Linked DNA regions of Mus musculus: region 2 is linked to region 1. Evidence: chromatin loops called from intact Hi-C (ENCODE). Cell type or tissue: heart. All regions are shown on one strand.

Evidence for each region. Peaks named below come from ENCODE experiments on the same cell type or tissue, not always from the same donor. Only the 100,000 strongest peaks of a DNase experiment are listed, where the experiment ranks them.
Region 2: a loop joins it to region 1, with 2.3 times the contacts of the local background. A loop is called at or near these places in 10 of 42 quality-filtered maps.

What each region holds. Positions count from the first base shown.
Region 1 is chr2:173,225,999-173,233,998 of GRCm38, reverse strand. It overlaps Pmepa1 (prostate transmembrane protein, androgen induced 1), which reads left to right. Exons shown (of 4, transcript NM_022995.3): 3 at 5,373-5,423; 4 at 5,656-8,000. The coding sequence ends at 6,177. Among named protein-coding and RNA genes, the nearest start is that of Zbp1, 11 kb to the right of the region's middle. In heart, CTCF peaks have their summits at 1,093, 4,059 and 4,267 (motif pointing left); DNase peaks (open chromatin) are centred at 3,947, 4,268 and 7,018; H3K27ac peaks cover 569 bases.
Region 2 is chr2:173,409,631-173,417,630 of GRCm38, reverse strand. No RefSeq gene overlaps it. Among named protein-coding and RNA genes, the nearest start is that of Gm14642, 19 kb to the right of the region's middle. In heart, a CTCF peak has its summit at 509 (motif pointing right); a DNase peak (open chromatin) is centred at 3,500; H3K27ac peaks cover 143 bases; H3K27me3 peaks cover 1,859 bases.

The DNA.
Region 1 (8,000 bases):
GAGGGAGCAGGAAGTGTCAGGTATGATTCTGTGGGCTCCCCAGAGGAACCCCACTATGTGAGGCGGAGCTGGGAGCTGTCTTAATCTCCATAGCTAGGGGCTGAGTGGGTACCGGTTTGGGGGAGCAAGGAGGTGGAAGACAATTCAGGGGAGACAGCTAGGCTATGTGGTGGCAGGTCAGGCCTCCTAAGGCCATTGAGAAGCCAGGTGAGACAGAGTGAAGAAAGGCAGCTGCTGCTTAACGGAGTGTCCACCAGGACAGAGGGGTAGGAAAGATGCCCCCTTGGGGCTGTGATCTAGATGGAAGGAGGTGACAATCCTACCCTCTCGCCAACAGGCCACTAGCACTTGGGCCATGTAGTCTTGGGAGTGCCATGGGAGGCCATGAAGCAACCGGACACTGAGGCCTCTCCCATGGCCTGAGCCCCATCTGGCTCCTCAGGTGTGATGAGCCAGCACAGGGTGCCTCCTGGGCAGTCCAGGCTTGACATAGTCTCTGGCTGGAAGGCTTGACATAGTGAGCTTGCTGTCTCCGCATGACGCCTCCCCCGCCAGCTCTCTGCTGGGTGCTCTCTGTGTGCCCAAACTCCCCAGCTTTGGGGGAAGCTAAGCATGAGAGGTGCAGGAGAGCGTCCTTGAGCTTTATACAGAGCCCCGACACTCTTAAGAGGGAGGGAAGACCAAACCTAGCCAGCCTGGGGATCAGAGTTCAGTGTCCTGGGGCTCAGCCACCCTCAGAGCCCAAGAGGCAAGCATTCCCATGTCTGCTGGGCCTCTTGTTAGCCTAAGTGAGACTGTGTAACTAGTCCCAGCTCACTTACATCCTTCCAGGGACACTCAGTCGCCTGGAGTAACTTAATGTACCCAGAGGACTGCTTGGTCTCTATGCAAACAAGCAAGGGTTTTACACGCACACGCACACTCACGGACATACATGCCAAGCCAAGCTGGGGATCCTAAAACTGCCCTCTGTCACTGAGGGACAGTCACTGCTCCAGAGGGAATCATCCTAGCTGACATTATAAGCGTGTGTTTCGGACGCTTTGGCGCTGTGAGCATCAGGGACTACCTGGGACCCAACAGCGCCCTCTCTGGACTCCAGAGTCAGTGCCTGGGTAGTCATCTCCTGTGGGTAGGACTTGCCCCTCCTGACTGTGACATCAGGCCCCTTTGGGAAGCTCTGTCCTGCCCTCAGGTGTTCACAGTCAGCAGCAGTGGGGTGAAGGGAGGCATAGTCGTTAGCCTGAGATGGAAGAAGCTGGCACATACACAACCCTGTCTCCTGGATGGCTCAGCAGGTGCAGAGAGGATGGGGTGAGCAGAGCCATGCCGGGCGCAGTGCCCCAGTTTTGGGAGGAGGGGTGTCCCGGGCTGGCAGAGGCTCCTAAGTCTAAGGGCTAAGCCAAGACAGAACTGGCTATAGCCCGAGAAGCAGGGCTGTTCCTGGCAGGTTTGGGCATCTCCGCTTGCGTCAGGACCAGTTTCAGTGCGTCACCAGTTCATCAGGGCAGGAGCCGTGACAGAGACACCAGGACTCCTGACTGAGGCTCAGGACACAGCCTGAGGACAAAGCCGGCACCTGCTGTATAGGAATCCTGCCTGTTATGCCCTGGCTCACCTGGCTCGTTTGTTATCTCTGTTACCTAGCAATAGGCACTGCCAGCTGCCTAGCCGGTGTTCTTCACACAGCACCAGCCATGAGTGACGTCCGTCCGGGGCTCACTCCCTCACAGAGGAGTAACTAGGGCTCAGAGAGGTGGGTGGGGCACTCGCCCAAGGCTGAGCAGCTTTCCAGGCGGTGCTAGTGAAGATCCCGTAGCCCACTGTGGGGTGTGGCGAGCGGAGAGCGTGGGGTGTGAGAACAGAGGCTCTGGGTACAGATGGCAGAGAGTGTGGCTCATTCCACACGTACACCTGAGCTTAGCTGCTGCTGTAACAGACAGGACCCGGGACGACTCCCCAGACACTCAAAGAGAGCCTCTCCTCACTGTCTCTCCTGTACCACCTGGCTAGATAAACAGGGGACCCAGGGGAGACCTGGAACAGAAGGTGACAGTTCCCCTGGGACCCCCTCTCTTTCCGACACAGCGCATCTGAGGTGTCTCCAGGCCTTGTGTCCTCCCAGAGAGACCTAGATACAGCTGTTGTCTGCCTGGGCTCAGTGTGCCACACTAGGCTCGCTGGCCTACCCGGCGCCTTGCCCCTTGGCTGTCTCTGGTAATTGGGGTGAGGGCTCCCCTCCTACTTATGTGAGTAGGCCACAGATCCATCTCCAAGCACCTCCCTGAGGATCACCTCTCCTCAGACCTGGTACAGGAGGAGCAGGTGGGCCTGTCTGGTTGAAGCCAGGTCTCAGCTTCACCGTGCCCTACTGTGTCACACTGGCCAAGTCGTGTCCTCCCCCTCCCCGCCCCCATCTCTCCATCTCTCTGATGCTTTTTCCACATGATAAACAGTAAGAAGGGTGATCGGCATGAGGATCAGGTGCAGGGAAGGACCCGCAAGCCCACTCCTCGGCATCTACCAATCCAGTGTTCATTGAGACAGTCGGCTCCTACCTCCACACAGCCTGTGTCACCCCTGAGGAGTGTGGTTTGTCAGTGAGTCACCTCAGGCCAGGAGCTCAGCTAGGGTCTGAGATGGATCCATGCTTTATATTCTGATCAACCCTTGGCCTAAGTCTCCTGCTCCCCGTGGAAGCACTGCCTGCCGCGAGTCCTCGTTCTGAGGCCAAAGGCAAAAATCTACAGTAAAACCAGATGCAGGGGTCAGCCAGAGCAGAAGCTCAAGCGTGCATCCAGCTTCAGAGGGGTCCAGACCTTTCTCACCCTGGGGCAGGGAGGGCCTCAGCTCTCCACCTGCCAGATGTTTGCTCTACAGAATTTGATGGTGACCGCTTGTCCACAGGAAGGGAATGATTGTCACTGTGGAGTTGAGGGGACAGTCAGAGCCGTGTCTGGAAGCTGACCAAAGGGACTTTCCAAGCAGGTAGTAGCTCTCAGTCTAGAATTGCAGCCAGGAGGGCGTCATCAGGCCTCAACAGAGTGGCCTGACCCAAGGGCTGTGTGCCTGGGTTTATAAATAAAGTTTTATTGGCACACAACCATGCCTGTTAGTGTTTATGAGCTATTAGGATTTAACAAAAACTCCTCCCACCCAGTATAATGTTTTTAGTTATTCTTTGATAGTTCATGTATACAAAAACTTTTATTCTGACCCTTTGTAGAAATGGCTGGCAGACTCCTGCTGTGGGGGAGGTCCAGAGGGAGAGGCCGTGGAGAAGTCGAGTGGAACTCAGGCATCCTAATGGAGAAGAGGATCACATAACAGGAGCCAGCAGCACCCCAGACAGTGTGGAAGGAGCAAGAAGGAGCCCCAAAGCCATCGTAGGGCAAGCAACACAGTTCTAGAAGGACGGGAGGGGCTGTCCTCACTGCTGACTAGGGCTGGCAGCATTGGCTATGGGGTTGGACCCTGCCTTTCGCCTCCCCTCAGCGGCTGCCTGAAGTCCCAGGGTTAGGGAACATCAGGAGACAGTTATGTGATAATCGATTGCTGTAACTTAAGCATATGCTGTGACCCACACTAGACTCTAGGCACAGGGGATATTGCAGCTTTGCAGACAGAGTGAGCCATGTAGACAGGGTATCATGAGCAGAAATGAGGCCGTGTGTAGGAAGGAAAAGGGCTGGCGTTCTCCGTTGCTCGTCTGTGGCTGTGATAAAACCTGGTGGCCAAAGGCAGTTTGTTTGAGGAAGGGGTTATTTCAGCTTACACTTCCAGGTCACACAGTTCATCACTGAAGGAAGTAGGAGAGCTGTGAGGTTTGCTGGGCTAGCAATGGGTGGATAGCAGATTTGGGAGAGGATGTGGGTAGGAAGGAGTAGGCCCTGTGGGAAGGGGCAAGCCAGAGCAGAGGCAGGCCCCTCTGGTGCAGCATATGAGGCCTCTTGGCGCCTCCTTGTGGACCCCACCAGCTCCTCCTGCGGAAGCCACGCCTTCCTTAGTGTATACTTGACTGACATGTCTGCAAGGCCGGGATAGAGGGCAGCTTAGGTCTTCACCGTACAACAGGCAGAGGTGCCCAAGCAAGGTAGACTGAGTGGCTGTGTATGGGAGGAGATCTGGGGGAGGGAGGCTCCAGTCGGTGGGATGCAGACACCAGGAGACACCTGTGTGTCTGGATCGTATGTTTTTAGGGCAGCCAGGGCCATTCACTGTATCAGAGAGAGAATCTCCACCTGCAAGTGCAAGCCCCAGCACCGCCTAGTGGCCACTGCGTGAACTGCAGTTCTCTGCAGCTTGGGGAGGAACTTGTCTGAACTCACAGAGGTGGCAGCCCGCTGTAGTTCAGAGTGGTAGGAAGATGTATTCTCATCTGGATTGTGGTGATGGGATGTTTACTTGACCACATTGTAGGCTCCAAGTGTTTGAGAGTTTTATTTCTGTAGGTACAACGGAATAAAGCCAAAATTAAGGCGGCTTTTCCGCAGGCTGGCAGTTACACTAGAACCATTCAGGACAGCTCAGAGCTACTGACCCTAGCAAGGACACTCCCTCTCCTGGGAGAGTTTGCGCCCTTCCTGGGACTCCCACTGCTGAGGACGGGAGCCTCATGAGTGACAGCCATCACACAAATGATTCCATATCTGTTTATTGATAATAAAGATGTGAGAAACTCTAAATTATAGAGTCTGTAGGGACCCATACACTGAACATCAACAAAGAACCGGTCCCACCAAGGAGTGTCCAGTCCAAAGGCCTGAGGCACACAGGCTTAACATGCTGAGACACGTCAGACCTGGCTTCTGTGTGTGTGTGTGGGGGGGGGGGTATGTGGTACCTGTTTCTTTCTGATGTCCCCCGAGGGTCATCTAGATTGTGACATTCAACATTAAATTCACTAACTTCTCCAGCCAAGCATATGTGTCTACATGTTCAGTTGCTGAACCTGTGAGGTCAATGTTCAGCATTTTGGGCACGATCATGCCGGGAGCAAGCAGTCGTGGTAGAGACGGGAGGCAGGCAGGCAGGCAGGCAGGCCGGCCATACTGGGCTTCCTTAAAGCCAAGTAACTCAGCTCTAATGCCCAGGTAAGCTGTCTGCAGGCTTTGGGAGGGGGGTGCCCCACAGATCAGATACGTGCCTTGGAAAGCCTACAGACAAGACAGCAACAGGAGCCGAGGGAGGAGCCAGCAGCAACAGTGTGGCCTTGCCTCTGACCATGCATGCAGATGGGGTAAGGTTGGAGGATGAGAAATGCATGCGCCCAAGACTTCACTCCAGGACGACAAGTTCAAATCTAGGATAGGTGGCGTCTCCTGTCACCAGCCCTGTCCACTGCTGACCCTGTGTCCTTTTCCATCCTACAGGAAGGATGCCTCTGGCCCTCAGAGAGTACGGTGTCAGGTGGAATGCCGGAGGTAAGACCAAGTCATGCCTCCCTCTCCCCCTCCCGCCCACCACTCACTGGACAGGCCTTGTCCAGGAACTCCCTGAGTCCAGGAGGCCCCCTGTAGTGCAGACCTGTTTCTAGGGGCTTCCGGGGAGTCACGGCCACCCCTCCTGAGCCCACATAACTCAGTCTCTGAATCTGGGGGAATCCAACCTCAGTCTGCCTCCCTCCCTAACTCTGCTCTACCCCCCTCCCTCCAGCCACAGGTCTATGCCCCGCCTCGGCCCACTGACCGACTCGCTGTGCCCCCCTTCATCCAGCGGAGCCGATTCCAACCCACCTACCCCTACCTGCAGCACGAAATTGCCCTGCCACCCACCATCTCACTGTCTGATGGGGAGGAGCCCCCACCCTACCAGGGCCCCTGCACCCTCCAGCTACGGGACCCTGAGCAACAGCTGGAGCTGAACCGGGAATCTGTGCGCGCACCCCCTAACCGGACCATCTTCGACAGTGACCTTATAGACAGCACCATGCTGGGGGGCCCCTGTCCCCCCAGCAGTAACTCGGGCATCAGCGCCACCTGCTACAGCAGCGGTGGGCGCATGGAGGGGCCGCCCCCCACCTACAGCGAGGTCATTGGCCACTACCCTGGCTCCTCCTTCCAGCACCAGCAAAGTAACGGGCCATCCTCCCTGCTAGAGGGGACCCGGCTCCATCACTCGCACATTGCCCCACTGGAGAACAAGGAGAAGGAGAAACAGAAAGGTCACCCCCTCTAGGAGTGGGGGCCGGGGCGCCTGTAGGCAAAACCGCAAAAAAAAAAGAAAGGAAAAAAAAACACTCCGCACTTCTTAAGAGAGAAGAGAGAGGAAGTCAGGGGACACACAGGCTGAGTGGCCGTGTGGTAGTTCTCCTGTCTGTGTATAAATATTTACATGTTCTGTGTGGTCTGAATGCAGAAGCTCAAAAAGCTTGCAAAAAAGAAAAAAGAAAATGTTTCTTTGTTGAGCCGTGTCTTGAAGGCAAAAGAGAAAATGCTCTACTAGTCTTTCCTTCATTGTTCTTAGTTGAGCTCTGTGCGTGAATGCTTAATTTCTTTTGTTTATGACGGTTTTACTTAACTTTAAAGACATATTTGCACAAAACCTTTGTTTAAGATCTGCAATATTATATATATAAATATATATATAAAATAAGAGAACTCTGTATGTGGGAGAGCAGGAGTATTTTTGTATTAGAAGAGGCCTATTCAAAAAAAAAAAAGTTGTTTTCTGAACTAGAAGAGAAAAAAAATGGCAATTTTTTGAGTGCCAACTCCGAAAGTGTGTATTACCTTGTAAAGAAAAAAAAAACCTACAAAGCAGGGGTTTAGAGCTATTTATATAAATGCTGCGATTTTGCACTATTTTTTAATATAATATATCAGTGCTTGTTTGATGGAAACTTCTAGAGAGTGTGTTGAGACTTGGAGAAATGTTGAGTTTAAGTCTGAACAGAGCAGCAGGGGTGTGTCCCTCCACCCCCTGGGTCTCAGAGGGCCCCCACTGTGCAGGAAAGCCAGGCTCCCCCAGGGCCACACAGCATGCCGCCTGCAAGCCAATGGATGCTTCTGTCCAGACAGGCTGTGAACAGTTACACATTCCCTGCCGAAGGGGACCCGTGATGTGTCGTCCCTCTGGGTTACAGCTGAGTCAGGACCGTCTCCCCCGCACCGCCCCCCAACAGAGGCATCCAATTCCAGATGCCTTTCCCAATATGAAAATAAACTGTTACCGAAGGAATCTTAGTTTTTTTTTTTTTCTTCCTCTTTAAAACACAAAAACTATGAAGGTTCAGTGTTTGGGGGCAAGGTGCATCCCCAAAGCCAAAGCAGTCCCCGAATTTGGTGCCAGGTGGATACAGCAGCTGGCTTCATGCAGAAGCGGGTTAGACTCCAGTGTCCCAAGGCTGGGATCTACGCAGTTCCACCCTGGCATGTAGGAACGGCCCAGGGTGATGGCTGCTTGACCTCTGACCATGTGTTTCCCTCAATATTGATTTTCACTTCAAGAAGCCAATTAAGAGTCAGCCCAAGATTGAAAGGGACAAGCCCAAGTGTTCCCCCAGGAAGCCCAAAGGGGTTAGGAAAGACTGCCAGCACCAGCGGCCCGTCCCTCCATCCCTCCGCCTCCAGCGTAACTTTCCTTCTCCTCCTGGACTCTCCCCTCCGACCCGGAAAGAGTTGTATTAGATGTGGTCATCTGATCATCATTATCACACGTTAGCGGGACTGGGGTCTCATTTCCCAGCATGTAATTAGTATGTAGGATGCTGGGACCCCTAGAGGGCTTGCTGTTGTGTCTTCTGTGAATACAAGAGAAAGCGGGGTGAGTGTGTAGTGAGATCTCTTAGGGTTCAGCAGCAGCAGAGGTATCAGGAGCAGAGGTGAGTCTGCTGGAATCCCTGGAGTGACCCCGCCACCCCTCCCCATCCACAGGGCGGTCCTATTTCCTGCCGAAAACGTTATCATGTAAATGAGAGACGGTAACCTGGACACAGCACCTTTTTATTACTTGAAAACCTTTTGGAGGTCAGGCCACCATGCCTGCTTATACACATACAG
Region 2 (8,000 bases), 180 kb before region 1:
TCCGTGAGCCCCTGTGTACCCAGCTTAATAGTTTCTGTGGGGTCTCTTGTGGTGTCCTTGACCCTTCTGGCTCCTACCCTCCTTCCTCCATTCTTCCACAGGATTCCCCAAGCTCTGCCAATGTTTGGCTGTGGGTCTCTGCATCTGTTTCCATCAGCTGTTGGTAAAGCCTTTCTGATGACATCTATGCTAGGCTCTGTCTGCAAGCACAGCAGAGCATCATCATCATAAGCAGGGTCAGAGGTGGGCTTCCTCTCATGGCCTGGGTCTCAAGCTGGACCAGACTCAGGGTCAGAGGTGGGCTCCCTCCATTCATTTGCCTACAAATTTCATGATGCCATTGCTTTTAACAGCTTAGTACTACTCCATTGTGTAAATGAGGCACATTTTCTTTACCCACTCCCTGATAATATTTTATTTTTTTAAAATTTTGTGTGTGTGTGTGTGTGTGTGTGTGTGTGAATGCATGTCAGTGTGGGTGCCTGCAGTGACCAGAAGAGGGCACCAGATCCCTGCCTATGCTTACACCACAAGGGCCTGCAGCAGCCATGGAAACACACAGAGCCTCAGCAGAGGCCTTCCACCCCCCTCAGCCCTTCTAGGAAGCGTAGCTGTTGGTGTGTGTGATCTGTGCCACTCACAAGCTAACTTCAGCATTCAACACCATCACTAACTCTCAGTGTCTGTGAGTGGATTTAAGATATAAAGGAAATACCGGGTCGGGAACCTCAGTGGTGGTGCCCGGGACACCTGGGCTCTGTCTGTGGGAACCAGGTTCACACCAAATGATATCAACCTCCTGTCTGAGATATCCTCTGCAGGTGGGAGGCCAGGCTACTCTCTCCCCCCGCCCGCTGCCCTCAGCCAAAGCCCCTTATATTCCTTACCCTCTGGGCCACCACTAGGGACTTCCTGGCACTGGGGATAGTCACTGAGAGGCTTGGAGAGGCTGAGGGGCAGCCATGCCTTGTCAGCCAGCCAAGCCCCTCCATTTTTCTGATGGGTAGTCTGGAAAGCCGTGTGTTGTTATGTTGTGCGTTATGGGTGGACATAGCCTACCAGCTCCTTGGGAAAGACAGACTTCAGGGAACCAACCACCTGTTTCAAGTGGCAACTTCCCTTGAATCTCTGACTCGGGAGAGGTCCAGTTAGCTGGGAAATTGTCCATAGACTGGGCCAGGCCTTTGTAAGGCAGGAGTGTCTCCTTCTCCACCCTTCTCCCTTTCTCCTCCCCCTCCTCCTCTTCCTCCTCTTCCTCTTCTTCCTCCTCCTCCTCCTCCTTCTCCTCCTCCTCTTCCTCCTCCTGCTCCTCCTCCTCTCCCTCCTCCTCCTCCTCCTCTTCCTCCTCCTCCTCCTCCTGCTCCTCCTCCTCTCCCTCCTCCTCCTCCTCCTCCTCTTCCTCCTCCTCCTCTTCCTCCTCCTCCTCCTCCTCCTCTTCCTCCTCCTCCTCCTCCCCCTCCTCCTCCTCCTCCGACTCGGGTTTCAGGCCCACTCCAGCGGTAAGTCACCCAGAATTTCCTGAGGCTGTTGTTGCTTCAGATTAAGGGTTAGAGACACAGGGAGCTGTCATGGAAGCAGTCCACGGTGCTACAAAATGACTCCCGGTTTATTCTGTGCTTTGGAGGCAGCAGGGGCATTGCCCCAGCAGGGCTGTTGATGTTTGGCTCATGAAATTCTTATGCTTGCTCGTCACCAAAGCAGCAAGCAACTCTGAGCTCTGACCCACTTAAGAAACTGAAGCAGGCTGGGCGGCGGCGGCGGCGGCGGCGCATGCCTTTAATGCCAGCATTTGGGAAGCAGAGGCAGGTGGATCTCTGTGAGTTCGAGGCCAGCCTGGTCTATAGAGCAAGTTCCAGGACAGTCAGAGCTACACGGAGAAACCCTGACTCAGGAGAGTGGGGGCAGGGAGAAGAAGCATCAGAGTGGCTGGGATGGTCCCAGAGTCCCTGGTCCCTGGGTGAGGTGGCCCGAACCCTCTTACAGTTTGGAGGAAGTGACTCGTGTTTCCATGGTGAACTTTGTTAGTGTTTCTAAAGGAGTGGGGAGTGCATCCCCTCAGCAAGAGAGCTCAGAGGACTGGTACTTATGGGAAGAACTAAGTACTCCGAGCTGGTTCAGCAGAGCCACTTGGTGCGCTGGAAAGTTGTGCCCAGATGCATGGCTCCACGCTGAACAAAAGGAGGAAGAGAAAGACAGTTGAGCCCCAGCATCCATCTCCTTCTGCTTACTGACCTACAAAGCTGTAGACAAGCAACCTCACATGTGTCCACTGCCTCCACAAAATAGCTCACAGCCTCACCAGCCACGCCTTCCCCACCCCAAATCCTTCAGGCCCCTGAGTTGCTGCTTGCTGACTATTTGGTCTTAGCAGGGAGAGAAATGTAAGTAAGACCTGGGAAGCAGCTATGCTTTTGGCTACTGGGATGACCTGGAGAAACGGAGTCCCCTCTGGACCGCAGCTTCTTCACATTGGAAGCCAAGCATCAGATCAAAGACAGCGTTGGCTGACGCTTGACGATGGCTGCCCACCTCACTAGCTGGAAGGTTTACGGAGACACAGGAGCAATTTTAAAACTTTTAAATATCTTTTTTTCTATAGGGCCGCCTTCCATTTTTGGTTTCTGACCCCCAGCTGTAACTCAAGTGAGGGAGGGCTTTCTGTTTTGTTTGGTTGATTTTTGTGCTTCCCCCTTTCCTCCATCCTTTTGGGTGCTTTGAGTGGTTAAGGAAGCATCCTAAATAAATCATGGTGCCAGAAGATTCAGGTCCTGCGGGTGACCCTAGTGTAATTAGCTTTTGAGAAACAGTGGCTGCGTGTGTGAGATTTGATCCAAGGAGGACCCTGACATCTTAGTGTCAGGACTCCTGTCCAAGGCTTGGGCTTGGTGACTTTAGCATTAGCTCACACACTGTCTGGAGATATACCCTGAACATCTGTGAGCAGAGGTGAGCTGTGAGCCTCCAGTGACCAGGTCAGGAGACACAGCCTGAGCACCCAACGTGATCTCTCACAGCCCTTACAAATGACCCCGCTGCCTGTGCCACCTTGAGTCTCTCTCCTTTTAAAACTTGATATTTTATGAGAGACACCACACACCAACAGACTGGCTCTGTGCTGTGACTGTCAATCACACTGCCTGGCCCTGCCTCTGCCCACCCTGCTGAGTGCTTATTGTCCCTTGGAAAGCATTGCAATATACAATAAGGCATAGCTATTCTGTGTGGGCACCCTGGTCCCCTGGCCCCCTGGCCTGGTGGCTTCCTGAGGAACCACTCCCTCAAAGACCACTGTTTTGCATTCCTTCAACGCTGAGGAAGAAGGATGGCCACAGTCCATCTCGGGGGGTAGCTTCCTTTCTTCTCCCCACCTCCATGATCTTGGCTGCAGTTCCCAGCAGCCGCCTTCATGGCAGGAGGCCACTATGTTCCTACCCTGTCTAGACAGCCAGTGTGCCAGCCATTGCCGGGCTGACCCGGCTGTCTGTGCATGCACGTGTACATGGCTGTTAATTACCCCAGAATGTCTGCCCCAGCTGCCGCTGGAGAAATGTAGGTCATCCGGGTACAGCGGCGACCACGACTGGCAGCAGCGGCGTGCACCAGGGATCAGGGTCACCGTGGCCAGGGATCTGGCCTGCCCGGGGCCAAGGTGCCTGATCACAGGCATTTCAACCATGTCCCGTGGCTGTTTCTTGTGCATACTTCACAGTATTTTGCACATTTTCAGCCTGAGGCAAGTGGCTTTTCTGGAGCAAAGACTAGCACAGTGCGGCCTTGTGCATCTTAAATACAACCTTTCCTGTAGCCTTCTTCCACGGAGCTGGAGCCTTCTATGAAGCAATTTCCCTGGAAATGGTCAGTTCCCTGCTGCAGCCACCTTAGCAGGAAGCCCCGGATCACACAGCAGCCAACGCAATCTCCTCGTACACTCACGGGTGGGGAAGCCAAGGTTCAGAGATGCTGCACAGCTCCCCACAGTAACAAGTGCCTTACACCGGCCTCCTTGCCTGTGTGGTAAAATCTCTCTGTTAGTTCCCTGGTGTCTCATGCATGCTTGCTCCAAGTTTACAGATGGGAGAACTGAGGGCCTAAGGGGCCAATCACAAAGCAAAAATGATTCAAGCCAGGACTGTCTACGTGAGATGAGCTAAAATCTGCACAGCGGGGTCAGAGTCCAATGCTGGTTTGGATAAATCATTTGTGCTTAGAAAATAGGAACTAATAACTGAGGTTTGTTGTGGCTGCAGAGACCCCTCAGCAAGAAAGCGTGGCCAGGCCAAGAGGTGGCTCCAGGCAGTCTCTGAAAGCCAGGACTGCCGTTTCCAAGATACTGACCAGCATGCAGCCTCCCTCTGCCCACCTTGCCCCGAGTTAAAGAGAAAAAGATCAAGGGCCAGAGAAATAGTTCATCAGGTAGACAGGGTCGCTATGTGAGCCCTCGGGACCCATGTGAAGGAAGAGGGAAAAACCAGTCCTGACCCCCACATGTGCAGTATAGATGCCGGTACTCATATATCACATGCTGATGCTGACGACGACGGTGGCGGCGGCCATGATGATGATGATGGTGGTGATGATGAAGATGATGGTGATGATGATGATGGTGATGATTGTGATGAAGACTGGTGGTTGGTGACAATGACAATGATGACTATAATGACGACGACGACGATGATGATGATGATGACAATGATGACGATGACGAAACAATAAAAAGTTTTAAAACTCAGGTGGAGGCCATCACTCGGTAGGTAGATTGTTACCTAATGGGAAGCCCTTGGTGTGAGCCTCAATACCACATGAACTAGGGATAATGACACTTGCCTGCCATTCCAGTAGCTAAGAGATAAAAGGACCAGAAGTTTGAAGTCATGCTTGGCTTCACAATGAGTTGGAGGCCAGTCTGGGCTACACAAGACCCTGTGGTATAATCAGAAAGAGTCTCCTAGCTAGCTACCTTGAAAGACTTGTCCTCGGAACATGGCTTTTGTCTGGACGCCTGACAGTAATGACTGTTTGTAAACTGGTCACTTGCAGAAAGATTGGGGGGTGGGCGGGGGAGATGACAAGGTTGTGGCCCTGACTCCAGGTGGTGTAGGGGAGGGGTGGCAAGGAGGCCGGGTCAGGCTGCACCTCCAATAGTGTGCTATACATATGTTAAAATTCACAGGGGCTGGGGACATGGCTCAGAGGTAAAGTTTTGTTGCCTGAGCATGGACTCGGAGTCTCAGGACCTTATGAGCGGCACAGGGGCACACACAAGCAACTCCAGCATCGGGGGCGCTGGAGAGAGGATGTTTGAGTTACTGTTCTACTGCTGTAATAAGCATGACCAAGGCAACTTGCAGAAGGAGGGGTTTGTTAGGCCTCCGGTTCCAGAAGGTCAAGCGTCTATCACCATCGCAGGGGAGCCGCAGAGGAAGCAAAGATGGCGTCTGGAGCAGTGATCTGAGAGCACCCGTCTGAACTCTAGCACAAGTAGAGTGAGGGAGCCTGGAATGGCTTTGAAACCCTAAAGTCCACCCCCAGCAATATCCTGTAGCAAGGCTGGGTACACCCTGAGCCTCCCCAGACAGCACCACCAACTGGGGACCAAGTGTTCAAGACCTAAGACTGTGGTGGGCCTCTCATTCAAACCTTTACATAGGCCTAATCCCTGCAGCTCATGGAGTAGCCATTCTAGCCAAAATGGCTAGCTGAAGATTCAGTGAAAAGCCCTATATCAAAAATATGAGATCGATAGGAATTGAAGAAAACATCCGAGGCTGGCTTCCAGCCTCTGAGTGTGCATGCTCACACAGGCACACACACATGCACACACACATGCACACACACATGCACACATACATACACTCACACATACACATACACTCACACATGGAGGGAGGGAGAGAAGGAGGGAGGGAGGGAATCCTTGGGCACCCACATGTTCACCTTCTATTCTGTGGGGCTAAGCTGTATTTGTGCCTGTCTGCTCTCTCTGTGGCAGGCTGTGTTTTAAGAGGACACTTACTCAAGGGTGTCTTTGTGACCATAAGATGTTCCAGACACAAAGAGAATTTGCCCTTGACTTTTGGTGGATGTTTTAATAAGAACATGGTATCCTGGAAGGACTGGGCCAAGAGATGCCAACAACTGGGGGATGCTTCCACCTTAGGTGATGGGAGACTTAACACTGGCCTCAGCTTGCCTTTCAGCCCAATGCCTGCAAATCACATGGCCGCCTGAGCCTCTGAGCCCCTGCTGTTATTAGTCTCCCCATTTTTCTGTGGGAGTACATGAGGCTCAAAGAGAGCCCTGTGCCATCTCTAGAGCCACCTGGTTTGGAAACAGCAGAAAGCAGGTCGTGAACTTGTAACCCCAGTGCAGAAGCATCTTCCCCAAGGACCGGGCCTCTAAGTTCTTCTTATAGCAACTGGGATGGGGATGAGTGTGGGGTGCAACTGCCCCCTTTACAGAGGGCTTGCCCTGTGTGGGAAACAGCCTGCAAATGCAGAGGTCCAGGGAACCCCAGAAACGCAGCCTCCTGTCTGGTTCATATGTCCAGCCCAACTGCTCCCAACTTCTCTCTCCATCCACCAGAGCAAGTGACACTTGTCTTAGAGCGTCTCTAGGACAGCTCCCTGTTCTGACACCTATAGAAAGGCAAGAGGGGTGGCAGCCAGAAGTCACCATCTGGCATCCTACAAGCCTGCAAGGAAAGCCAGCCCCAGCTGAGATTAGGACCAGATTATGTTTGAACTTGAACCGTGGTTCCTTCTCATGGTCTTTGAGGACCATCTGGAGAAAGCCAAGAAGGAGAGAGGAGACACAAAAGGCTACACACACCATCGCACACGGAGCCAAGGCTCAGCAGGTGCTATGTTCCATGCATAGCTGTTGAACTGCTGGGCACCACACTAGGACTTGCCTGGGAGGAAGGAGTTGTGTGGGGGGCTACTGGGATCTATAGGCCCGAGAGCAGCTAGAGTCAAGCTCTTGGAAGCCTGACAAAAGTGTCCTCGTGGCTCACACTCTGTACAGTGCTTTGTCACCTCTTCACAGAGTGAAACGTGACTTGTGTGGGTCACCTCACCTTAACGGTGAGTCACACCTGGTTCTAGTCTCTTGTGACTATCCCTCAAGGGGCAGAAAGTCCACGAGACGGTCATTTTTAACCCTTTTACTGATGGGACTGAAGAGACTCAGTGAAGAACCCCTCGTGATGCTTCTGGGCTGCTCTGCAAAGCCTGTGCCCACTCAACCCAACCTGCCATTGGGTTGGGTTGAATCCCATTGGTAGTGTCTTTCTGACCTGGAGCTTGGCTCTGGCAGGTGCTGTCTGACCCTGTGACCACTCGGACAGACTCAGTCTTGGCATTAGTGGGAGCATTTGCACACAACTCCGTTGCCAGTTTGCAGGCCATGCTGTTTCTGGGGCCATAATTTCATTTTTAACTAATAAGGATGTTAAGATCTGCCTCATGGGCTACAGAGGTCAGCAGCAGGTGCAAAGGCCCTGAGGTAGCTTTTGGTTCTGAAAAATGAACTAAAAGGAGCTGCACACATGCACACACATGCACACACTTGAACACACACACAAACATATACAAACACAAATATGCATGCACACACACAAACTTGTAACACACATGCACATACACACATACATTCTCTGTCTCTGTCTCTGTCTCTTTCACACACACACACACACACACACACACACACACACACACACACACACACATAGTTTCTAGCTCCTGTGGATTCAGGGTAGGTCTACCTGCCTCATCTCCTAGGGATTTAGAAGCCCAGAGTGCGTAGATCTCAGATCTCAATTGATCGGCCTCCTGGGTGAGCTGTCTGACACAGAAAATGTGTCTGTGAAAACCCAACGATGCCGGAAGATGCCCTTCAGGTGCCTGGGCTGACCCGGGGAAACCACAGACAGCAAGCTGTTGAAAGGAGACAGGAAGCCACTCCGTAGAGACACCCCCACCCCCACCCCAGCTGCTGACAGG